4 separate regions of the Homo sapiens genome follow, and all the other regions are linked to region 1. Evidence: chromatin contacts called from ENCODE Hi-C or POLR2A ChIA-PET data. All regions are on one chromosome and are shown on one strand. The core of a region is the stretch at or near the end of the contact, and the rest is flanking DNA. Distances in the headings are between cores, read along the strand shown.

What was found. A loop is a pair of places that touch in the nucleus more often than their neighbours do. ChIA-PET counts read pairs that join two places held with the same protein, here RNA polymerase II (POLR2A). Pooled maps may share reads with other maps.
Region 2: a map of sigmoid colon shows a loop between it and region 1 (8-fold over the local background). The contact joins the enhancer-like site here to the promoter of PPP1R10 in region 1. A Hi-C loop is called at or near these places in 1 of 168 maps with a recorded cell type or tissue (sigmoid colon) and 2 of 50 pooled maps. POLR2A ChIA-PET finds 5 or more read pairs at or near these places in 1 of 52 experiments (AG04450).
Region 3: POLR2A ChIA-PET joins it to region 1 with 11 read pairs in Panc1. The contact joins the promoter of C6orf89 here to the promoter of PPP1R10 in region 1. POLR2A ChIA-PET finds 5 or more read pairs at or near these places in 2 of 52 experiments (Panc1 and activated B cell).
Region 4: a pooled map shows a loop between it and region 1 (16-fold over the local background). The contact joins the promoter of SRSF3 here to the promoter of PPP1R10 in region 1. A Hi-C loop is called at or near these places in 8 of 50 pooled maps. POLR2A ChIA-PET finds 5 or more read pairs at or near these places in 2 of 52 experiments (AG04450 and B cell).

What each region holds. Positions count from the first base shown.
Region 1 is chr6:30,615,894-30,618,610 of GRCh38, reverse strand. PPP1R10 (protein phosphatase 1 regulatory subunit 10) reads left to right here and starts at 1,368. Exons shown (of 20, transcript NM_002714.4): 1 at 1,368-1,387; 2 at 1,613-2,133. MRPS18B (mitochondrial ribosomal protein S18B) reads right to left here and starts at 771. Exons shown (of 7, transcript NM_014046.4): 1 at 668-771. The coding sequence starts at 745. RefSeq lists an enhancer at 542-1,110.
Region 2 is chr6:37,133,467-37,136,183 of GRCh38, reverse strand. No RefSeq gene overlaps it. Among named protein-coding and RNA genes, the nearest start is that of PIM1, 35 kb to the left of the region's middle. Within about 2 kb of position 1,408, at least 24 of the 41 ENCODE cell types and tissues checked have a DNase peak (open chromatin) inside an H3K27ac peak, as active enhancers do; they include sigmoid colon, where a contact is called at or near this core.
Region 3 is chr6:36,884,596-36,887,312 of GRCh38, reverse strand. C6orf89 (chromosome 6 open reading frame 89) reads right to left here and starts at 1,361. Exons shown (of 9, transcript NM_001286635.2): 1 at 1,285-1,361. RefSeq lists a silencer at 1,122-1,301 and an enhancer at 1,522-1,601.
Region 4 is chr6:36,593,004-36,595,720 of GRCh38, reverse strand. It overlaps SRSF3 (serine and arginine rich splicing factor 3), which reads right to left and starts at 1,359. Exons shown (of 6, transcript NM_003017.5): 1 at 1,240-1,359. RefSeq lists enhancers at 1,072-1,301, 902-1,583, 1,692-1,851.

The DNA.
Region 1 (2,717 bases), core at 119-2,618:
CAGCTGGGCAAGCCTTCCTATCTCACCGTGCCCCACCAAGAACCTCCAGAGAGGTGAGTACACAAGACTGGAGGGAAACCTCAATTCAAAGGACGGAGTTAAGCTCTCATAACTCCGATAAGAAACTGATTTAATAAAGAGAGCTGAGAAACTGTCCTCAGGTCGTAAGAATATATCCTGACCTTATTGAGAAATAGCAAGGTTGGTAGAAATTGGGATCCCTAATTTCCCCAAGGACATTCCAGAGCAACACAGATTTAGTCACCACTTGCATAGTTAACAGCTGGTTGTGGCGCTCGCTTGGGGAGTACATATGTTATGCTAAAATTGCAACGATACAGAGATTAGCATGGCCCCTTAATTAGTTAAATAATTTTTAAAAAGCTGGTTATGCATGACTGAGGGTGGACAGGGGTCAATTCCATCACTTAAGTTATTTTACTGAAATGGCATTTTGGAAAAAGGATGATACCTAACCCTGGCGTTTAGTCCTCGGCTCGGGATTAGAAAATGCGCGGGGTGTGGGGGGGGGGTTGCAGGAAGTACTGCCTAGACAGCTAAGACACACGTGGGAAGGTCTCCACTCGTGGATTCCTGACAGTGGAGCGACAACCTCGAGAAGGTATAACCAACTTGAGGTTGTGCAAAATGTCTTTCGAAGAGTTACCTGAACTCTGTGAGAACCTCGGAAGAGAGATAGCATAGGAAGCCGCCTCAGCACGGTGTTTAATACAGACGCCGCCATCTTGACGTACGCCCAGGACAGGAATTGACGGAAAGGCAACTGCGCATGCTTCAGGAAACTGAGTAGGGCAGGGCCAAGGACAAGCCCGCAGTGCGGAAGGCGGCCCCACGTTTGCGTCAGGACGGAAGCGTGAAAGGGAAGGCATGGGGGAGAAGCTAATTTCAACTGCGTCACAATCGAATTAGACCCCAAAATTGCGGTTTTTTTTGGCCAGTCACTACGACTCTTAGATCGCATTGTTAAAGTTTGCCTTTTAAGCAATTTTGAAGGCGATTTTTAGCGGTATCCTCTCAGTGCGCATGCGCTCTTAGGTTTCTACCAATCCTGGGTGAGAAATGTTCTCCAGGGCGGAAGTGGCGGAAGCAGAGGAAAGGGAGGTGCTAGGCTCCTGGTCACGCGCACGCGACAGGGAGGCAGGAAGGAGGCGGAAGAGAGTGCCAGGGAAAGGGGCGGAGCAAAGGTGAAGTGAGAGTAGCCAATCAGTTGGCGAGTTGTCATTTGGGTTGACCAATGAGTTCACGCCTCGCGTATAATGTCTCGCGACAAGGGCGTTTCACTAGCACGTTTGGGCGCGTTGGGCGGCGTCCGGGTATAAAAGACTCCACCCGAGCGGGCGGCCGCCATTCTGGGGTTCGTTTAGAGGTAAGTTTGCCTACTTTGTCGTCTAGTGGGTAAAATTTTGCGGAGAGCGTTGGATCTGGGAAGCGGGATAGGGATGGATGGGTTCATTTGAGAGCCACGGCTTAAAGCGGTTGCGATCAGGATGGGACACAGGTTTGTTTGGGGACAACAAAGATGGCATTTGTGAGTGTTTTGAAGCAACCCGTACTGATTACATCTTTCTCCCTTGTGTTCCTTTTATCCCAGGTTTGAATTTTCTCGGAGAAAGACAGGCCGGCCACGAGGAAAACAGAAACAAGCCGCAGCAACATCTAAGCCCTTGAAAGGATCCTGAGAGAGGGGGGAAAGGGAAAACAGCAGCCACCAGCCCAACCACTTGTGTCTTCTGCCCCTTCCCACCTATCTTGCCCACCCCACCAGCCCACGCTGCTTGGGACTTGAAATCTGTGGCCGAAGGACCGTCACTACATAACTTCAAAAATAATCAACCACCCTCCCTTCCCAAACCACCCAAATTCACTCATCCAGCGTTTACTTTTTTGAATCCACTCAGAACTTTTTTCTGCGACCCCCCTCCCTAAATGGAGTTGGGTGGGGGGGAAATGAATACTGAGTTGGCCTTTATTTTTTAAAAGACTTTTTGATCCAATGAGGCCCCCTAAATAATTGAGTTTTGGGTCCTGGTTGGTTGTTTTATTTTTTTTCCTCCAAAATTTTACCCCCTCCCCCCTGAGCCCGAGGTGCTGACGTCGCAAAAAAATTGGATAGTAAGTGTCGAATTTTCAAAAACCAGCCTTGCAACAAGAAATCAACGTTTCCCGTTGTGAAACCAAAAATAATGAGAGGAAGAAATGAGACCATAGAACAAATAGAGAACTGGAGAAGGACCAATCTGGTCACTTAATCTCCATTAAAAAGGGCCTGTGGGTCTAAACAGTCTTGTTCTCTCTCCCCTACCACCTATCTCTTCCCTGCCTTGCTGCAGGCAAAGAGAGGGTGGAGGGAGGGCCAGCAAGTGAGGATTTTGATGGTTAACCCTTGGTAATCCAGCCAATTTCCAGACTGCCAAAGCCATATGTGTTTATATAAGGAGGAATGGTTACCTTCCTCTGGTTAGCAGCAGTCTTCAAAAGGGTTAATGAGCTCACATACAAGAGATGGTGGATCTTGTGGCCCAGAAGTACCACTTCTTTGTGTGTGAGACAAGCAGGGTGCCTTTCAATTTGCCAGATTAATAAGCAATCTGTACATAAAGATTGCAGGGTAAGGAGATGGGCAGAGAGAAGTAATAGCTCGCTATAACTTTTTAAATGACTGTTAAATCCTCTCAATTTTAATGTAATTTGCTTGG
Region 2 (2,717 bases), core at 159-2,658, 6.5 Mb before region 1:
CCCCAGTGAAATAAGTCAACAGCATGTTTTTCTAAGTTGAAATGAAAATTAATATTTTTTTTTGAGATAGGGTTTTGCTCTGTCGCTCAGGCTAGAGTGCAGTGGTGAGATTACAGCTCACCTTGACCTTCCGGGTTCAAGCAATCCTCCCACCTCAGCCTCCTGAGTGGCTGGTACTATAGGTGCGCACCACCATGCCTGGTTAATTTTTTTTTTTTTTTTTTTTTTTTTTGCGGGGGGGCAGGTATTTTTTGTAGAGACGAGGTTTTGCCATGTTGCCCAGGCTGGTCTTAAAGTCCCAGATTCAAGTGATCCACCCACCTTGGCCTCCCAAAGTGCTGGGATTACAGGCGTGAGCCATCGCACACAGTGGAAAATTATTATTTTTGAGACGGAGTCTCGCTCTGTCGCCAGTCTGGAGTGCAGTGGCACAATCTCTGCTCACTGCAACCTCCAGCTCCCTGGTTCAAGTGATTCTCCTGCCTCAGCCTCCCAAGTAGCTGGGATTATATGCACTCACCATCACGCCCAACTGATTTTTGTATTTTTAGTAGAGACGGGGTTTCACCATGTTGGCCAGGATGGTCTCGATCTCCTGACCTCAAGATCCGCCCGCCTCAGCCTCCCAAAGTGCTGGGATTACAGGCGTGAGCCACCATGCCTGGCTGGGAAAATTAATTTTTGAAAGTCCTGTAGTCAGCCTAGTCCACCGTAGCCTGCTGTTGACCTTAGTTTTGGAAGAGCTAAGGACTCAAATGTTAAAATTAGAACTGACTTTCAGTACTGGCCCTACCTACCAGCTGAGTACCTTATTTTTATTTAACGAACACTTATACAACATATACGAGGTACCAAGCACTGTTCTAAGTATTTTAGAAATATTTGCTTGGCTAATCCTCATAGTGGTGTTATTGTAATATAACACTATTATGAAGTATGTTGTTATTATCCTCATTTTACAGATGAAGAATCTGAGATGTAATTTGCCAACCTATGAACCTGAGTTTCAGCTCACTGCCCTAGCATATCCCCAGTTGGCTGGAGGGATATAGCCCTGTTTCCACATCTGCCTGCATGCAACTTTGAACAAATCACTTGGCATTGCTAGGAGGCATATGAGGGGTATGAAACTGTAGGCGGCAGGGGAGACAGGGCCTTTACACACACATGAAAAAGCAAAGAGCATGTATTTGGTACCCTTTTAGGGAGCGAGAGGAACGGGAGATTTCTCGGGCTGTTCCTCCCACCCCCATCCCTGCATAGAGCAGCATGTTTGGGTTACTTCAATACCTTCTTATAATTCAATTCACAGCCTCAGCCTTGTACCATTTCCGTTTCCTTGAACTGCATCTAGACGTGATTCTGGTCCCCACCAGCTTCTGACCTCATTACTCATTCTGTTTACAGCTTGGCCTCACCCTTCAGACTGCCCTGATTTCCCAGATAGGAATTTGGCTGCCCTCACTGACTATGATTCAGATTTTCGCCCCAGCCACATTGCACCAGGCCCTCCTGTGTCCACACCCCTCCGCTCAGGCTGGCACCCTGGGACCCTCACCTCCTTCCCTCACTGAAACCCCTGTCAAGGATCAGGCAGGTCTCTATAAAATACATCCCACCACGGAGAGTCTGGGCAGGATTACGGAGGATCTTGAAGGAAACTTGGGAAACTCTTGAAGGATTTGGAGTTGGGGGATAACGTGATGAAGGGGGATAGATTAGAAGGAGGTAAGGCTGGAGGCAGGGGCCTCTGTCAATGAGCTATTGCAGTGACACAAGTGACCCAAGGAAGGGCTGAGGGGGGTGCCCTGTGGAAATGGAAGTGAAGCGTGAATGGGAGACAGAAGATGAATCTCAGGACACTTGGTCATTGCCTGGATTTGAGAGGAATGGGGTGAGGAGAGTCGCACACCGCGATTCTCCAAGGTTCCCATATGAAGCATCTGGGAAGCTGATGACTCAAGGACGGGACCAGGGTGCTTGTGAGGCAGTGGAAGAGCCTGGCCTCGTGCCTGGCAATTGGGAATAGGCTCAACAAATGTTTACAGGAGGAGGTATATTTATATCAAACCTCTAGATCTAGTCATTAAAATGTTAATGCCTGGCCGGCCACTATGGCTCACGCCTGTAATCCCAGCACTTTGGGAGGCCAAGACAGAATGATTGCTTGAGCTGGGGAAGGTCGAGGCTGCAGTGAGCCGGGATCCTGCCACTGCACTCCAGCCTGGGTGACAGAGTGAGGCCCTGTCTCGAAAAAATAAAAATAAATAATGTGGGTTTTTTGGGTTTGGGTTTTTTTGAGACAGGATATGGCTCTGTCATCCAAGCTGGAGTGCAGTGGCACAGTCTCAGCTCATGTAGCCTCAACCTCCTAGGGTGAAGCCATGTTCTCTCCTCAGATTCAGTAGCTGGGACTATAGATGCGCCACACCATGCCTGGCTAATTTTTCTATTTTTGTAGAGACAGGGTTTTGCCATGTTGGCCAGGCTGGTCTCGAACTCCTGAACTCAAACCATCTGCCTGCCTTGGCCTCCCAAAGTGCTGGGATTACAGGCATGAGCCACCAAGCCCAGCCCCACAAAAATAAATAAAATAAAATAAAATAGGTTGGGAGTGGTGGCTCACGCCTGTAGTCCCAGCACTTTGGGAGGATGAGGTGGGTGGATCACTTGAGGTCAGGAGTTCAAGACCAGCCTAATCAATATGGTGAAACCCT
Region 3 (2,717 bases), core at 112-2,611, 6.3 Mb before region 1:
AATGTAACTCGTGGCTCATGGTTTATTCATTTTATGTTTTATTATTTTATTCATTTTTAAAAATGCAGAGGTCGGGAGCCTGAGGCAGGAGAATGGTGTGAACCGGGGAGGCGGAGCTTGCAGTGAGCAGAGATCACGCCACTGCACTCCAGCCTGGGCGACAGTGTGAGACTCCGTCTCAAAAAAAAAAAAACAAAAAAACGCAGAGGTAGCAACAATGTGATGAGGGTTTAAGGTTAGCAGGTTAGGAATCTAGCATTTGGACATTGTTTCTGGTGTGTGGAGTAGCTGTGGAGGAACAGGTATTCAAAGCAGGTCTTGAAAAATGCCTCAGTCCAAGGCAGAAAAGGTCTGACAGAAACAGGACCTCTTTCTGGTATGCAAGTTGGGCTACATGAACCTTTAGTCAAAACTTCAATGTAGCAGAATTGAATTTATTAGTTATTATTTTAAAGGCATGTTATTCCCTAGAGGGAAATTTTGACAACCCAAATTCAAATGAACGAATTTATTAAGGGAGAGACGTCTATAGAAGATCCCACCACAGGAACTACCAAATGAGCCATCAGAAAAGTCAGAATACTAAGTATCTGGAAGTAGTCTCTATTATAAAGTGATTTATGACTAAATACTTTAAAAGAAACATATTTGCGAATACAAAGGCTATGAGGGCTCTGAGACTAGAAAGTGTGGCCTGCACGGTTAACAGTCTTAAAATACTACAAAACACGACGCAGGCAAATTTCCTTCTACTAAGAGGTGATTACAAACAACTATTTTACTTGTGTCAAGAAACCAAGTCATATTTCTTTCTGAAATCCAAGATGCCAGGTTTATCACATACCAAGTACACATTTAAAGAAAAAAAATTATTGCCCCCTAACGATTATTAGAAAAAGATCTTTCAGAAGGGGGTGGGGAATCTACTCTTAATTTCTTAAAAATTCCGTCAAAAGGGCAGAAATCTGGACTTCATTAGCAACGCTCAAGTTATGGACACTGCTGTGATGCCTGAGAACCAAGTTCAAGCAAGGTCCACCTCGTTTTGCTCTCCCCGGCGGAGTCAAAGAAAGTGACAGATGTCTTAAGGGAGTCGACCCCGGGGGAGCTGCCAGGGGATGCTGTCAGTCTACAAAACTGGAGAGACTGAGAAAAGGGATCCGCGCTGGGATAGAGGGTGGTAGCAGCGGCGAGAAGCGGCTGCGCGAGGATGTCAGAGACGGGCGCGGCGAGGCTGTCACAGGGCGGCCTCCCCCCACCCAGCCTCGGGCCCCAGTCACTCACATGCGGGGCTCGCGCCCCTCGGGCTCCTCCCGCCTCGGGGACAGCTGCCGCCGGGCGAGGAGGATGGGCAACTTCCTGTTTCCGGGAGCGCGACCCGGAAGCAACCCCCCACTCCTGGGCGAGGCCTTGTACCCTAGAGTAATTCCTCCTCTCGTCCAGCGCTTCCGCCCAAAACAGAACACTCAGTGTCGTGGCGAGCGCGGGACCTCTCGCGATATCTGGAGAGTGTAGGTTCTTGCTCCCCCTGGCGTCCTTCTTCCGTTCTGGCTCTTTTCGCCCCAGTCCTAAATCCTTGTCTTCCTAATTTACCTGGACTGGCTCACACAGACTTCATAGCTGAACTGATCCATAGAACAAGCATTTACTGAGTCCCCTACTATGTGCCAGGCAGCATGTTAGGCATTAAGGGATGGGAGTGGAAGGGAAATGTAAATGAAGAGCAGCCCCTTCCTTCTGGAAGCTACTACTCTTGAGAAAGACGAACAAATCCCTCCAGTTTTCACTCAGCCCACTCATTAGTGAGAGCTTACTCTGTTGATAAAAGAAAAACTTAAGCCGAATTAAGTATAAAGGAGTTTAATTGAGCAATGGAAGATTCACGAATCAGGCAACCCCCAGAATCACAGCAGATTCACAGACTCCCAGGGTGCCTCATGGTCAGAACAAATTTATAGATAAAAAAGGCAAAGTGAGGCACAGGAATCGGAAGTAAGGTACAGAAACAGTGAGGTTGGTTACAGCTCGGTGTTTGCCTGATTTGAACGCAGATTGAACATTCAGCAGGCTGTGAGTGGTTGAAGTATGGCCGCTGGGATTGGCCACCACTCAGTTATTGTTACAGGTGTATACTATTAAGTTAGGTTTTCAATTTTGTTTGACTATTAAGCTATGTTACAGTTCATCCACAAGGACTCAAATATAGAAGGACAGAGTCCTTCTCAGGCCATATTTAGTTTGCCTTAACAATTCCCCCGTTTTGGTCATTTTCTCAATTTTGAGAGATTGACCAAAACCTTGGTCATTGATGTTATTATCGCTGTCATAAGTGTACCTGTATGGTTTTGAAACTCACTAGGAAACAGTAGAACAGTGGGTTTTGCAGGAAGAGAATAAGGGCTGAGTAGAGGATACCTCCTTATTCTGAAACATCTGTTTACAGGAGAAAAAACCTGGTCTGTTCTAGCATTTTGTGTTTTTTTAAAGCCTTGGTTTGATTATGTCACATTTAGCATGAGTGACTCCATTTTAGTTTGGTTTGGTTTGTTGGTGCCTAGTGCATGAGCTCAGTCCAAAATAATGGCCTCCCATGATTTTGTTTAAAAAAAAATTCCTCACTTTTGGCCAGGTTCTTACTTAGGTGACAGCGTGACCAGAACTTAGGGCCTTAGCGCCACTCTCAGTTACATCATTTTGGGTTTCTGGTCTCAGCATGT
Region 4 (2,717 bases), core at 110-2,609, 6.0 Mb before region 1:
AAACGGATAAGCAAAATGTGGTATAGACATAAAATGAGTATTATTCAGAATGATGTACTGACAAATCCTCCAACGTTGGAAAATCTTGAAAACATTACGCTAAGTTAAAGAAGCCAGACATAAAAGTACACGATTCCATAAATACTAAATATCTAAAATAGCTAAGTTCAGAGAGACAGGAAGATTAGTGGTTGCTAGGGACTAGAGGAAGGGGGACAGGGAATCTGGGAGTAAGTGCTCAATGGGTAGTAGTCTCCTGCGGGGGGAGGTGACGGAAATGTTTTGGAACTACGTGTAAGTGATGATTACACAACACTGAATATACTAAATACCACTTAAAGATAATTTCACTTTAATAAAAAATTACAAAGAGATATTTGCTACTAAAAAATTTACTGCACTTTGGGGACTTATTTTTTTGTTCTTCCTTGGCGGACTTGTATTTGATAAAGCTTTATTACTGAGTCACTTCGACGATGAATCTGATAAACTTGTAGACCAGTTTCAATTACATAAAAACCATCTACTCAATAATTCAGCTGAAGTGCTTTCCATAAACACCACGTTCTTCTTACTCTGGGCTTGTCTAATTAAAATATCCAGTCCAGACACATCCTATTTGCCGTGACCACACCCTGTGCCCAGGAGTAAGTTCTAAGACCAAACCACTGGTGAAAATTTTTAAAAACACTGCTGGCACCTGTCTTAAGCCTCCATTTTAATGGGAAGCGATGAAAGAACGAATCTTAAGTTCAAGGAAGATCTTTCGGTCTTAGAAAAAGGTGATTAGATTCAGGCTGCAAAATCTGAAACTACATGAAAGTAAGGTGACTACGGGGGCCATTTAATATGAACTGAAAGGTCCGGTCTTGGTTAGTGACTTTACAAAAACATTCTGAGAAGCTTCCCAATTAAATGAGGGGCCAAAAAAAAAAAAGGCGCCATAAAAATAAAAAGGCCGTGACCTGGAATACAACTCGGCTATCGGCTCCCCTTTGTGGTTCCCAACTCCCAGGTAACCCCCATCCTGGCTCATGCCCCAATGAGGAATATAAAGACTTCCACTCCAAGACTAGGAAACCCTCCGATGGGCCGGGAGCCCCCGCCACCGCCCCGTGCTGAACGTCACAAAATGGCGGCGGCGCCTCTTTGTCTCAATCTGGCGCCGCCATTGGGCCTGGCTCCTTGGTACTGTTAAATTCCATTTCCACCTCATTCCCTCTTTCGCTGGTCTCTTACCGAGATCTAGGGTTAAAAAATGCGGCGGCTCAAATCCACACGCTCCGATGAGTCTTCCCGCTTTCCTCCGGCCCAACACCAACCAACTCTCTCACTCACCCGGCGTCCACGAAATGGCGGACCACCGCCTTCTCCTCGCCTTTATTTATACGCCATACTGGAATCACATGATTGGACGGGCTCCCCCAATGAGAAGCAGAAGAGGCCGTGACGTATGGCTACAAACGCAGCGAGAGCCGCGGTTGCTGGGAGCGCGCTCTGGCGGTTGCGCCGGGTGGGTGGAGACGTGCGTCGGCGCGCGCTCGTTGTAACAGGCCTGGTGCTCCCTCGAGCGTTCCTCCCGGTCTGTCGACCTCCAGGTTACCCACAGACTCCTCTTCCTCACCTCCAAATAGGCTAGGGCTTCATAAACAGCACCGTCGCCGTCACGCTCAAACACTAATAGGAGCCGTTGGCCCCTAACAAGATTAAGAGATGAATTAATTAAGTGCTTCACCCTTGTGAGCGGTTAGTCTGGAACTAAGAGCATCGCGTTTACAAACAGGTCACGGAGCTGTTTGTGACCCAGCTGGCACCAGACTGTGGCCGCCTAGATTCCACACTGAAGGAAAAGCCTGGTTTGGAAAGTTTGCCCAACTCTTGCTGGTTTCTCGTCTCTCAAGCAAACTTGCAGGACTTGGCGCCGACAGCAAAGGAGACCGGTCAGGTGACCTGGAAACTATCACCTTTAGCAAACACCCGGAAAGGGAAGTTTCTGAAGAAGATTGAATGTAAATTCTGGCCCCCAAGCAAATGCCAGGAGGGGTATCTCGAGCCTTTCTCCTAGCAGCCGTTGCACTGCCTGGCATGTATTTTGTCCGGGCCACTTCCCTTACGAAGACAGAGCCGCAAGAGTAATTAAGGGGAGAGAGACTGTGATTGGGTTAGAAAAATCACCAAGGGCCGGGCGCGGTGGCTCATGCCTGTAATCCCAGCACTTTGGGAGGCCGAGGCAGGCGGATCACTTGAGGTCAGGAGTTCAAGACCAGCCTGGCCAACATGGTGAAATCCCGTCTCTATTAAAAATACAAATGGCCGGGCATGGTGGCAGGCGCCTGTAATCCCAGCTACTTGGGAGGCTGAGAGCAGGAGAATCGCTTGAACCCAGGAGGCGGAGGTTGCCGTGAGCTGAGATCCTACCACTGCACAAAAAAAAAAAGAGAGAAAAAGAACCTGTCTTTTTATTTATTCCCTCTTAGCTGAAAGATATGCCAATTATTATGTTTTTTTTTTTCTTTTTTCTTTTTTTTTTTTTCTTGAGATGGAGTCTCGTTCTGTTGCCCAGGCTGGAGTGCAATGGCGCGACCTCGGCTCACTGCAAACTCCGCCTCCCGGGTTCAAGCGATTCGCCTACCTCAGCTTCCCGAGTAGCTGGGATTACAGGCACCTGCCACCACACCCGGCTAATTTTTGTATTTTTAATAGAGACGGGGTTTCAC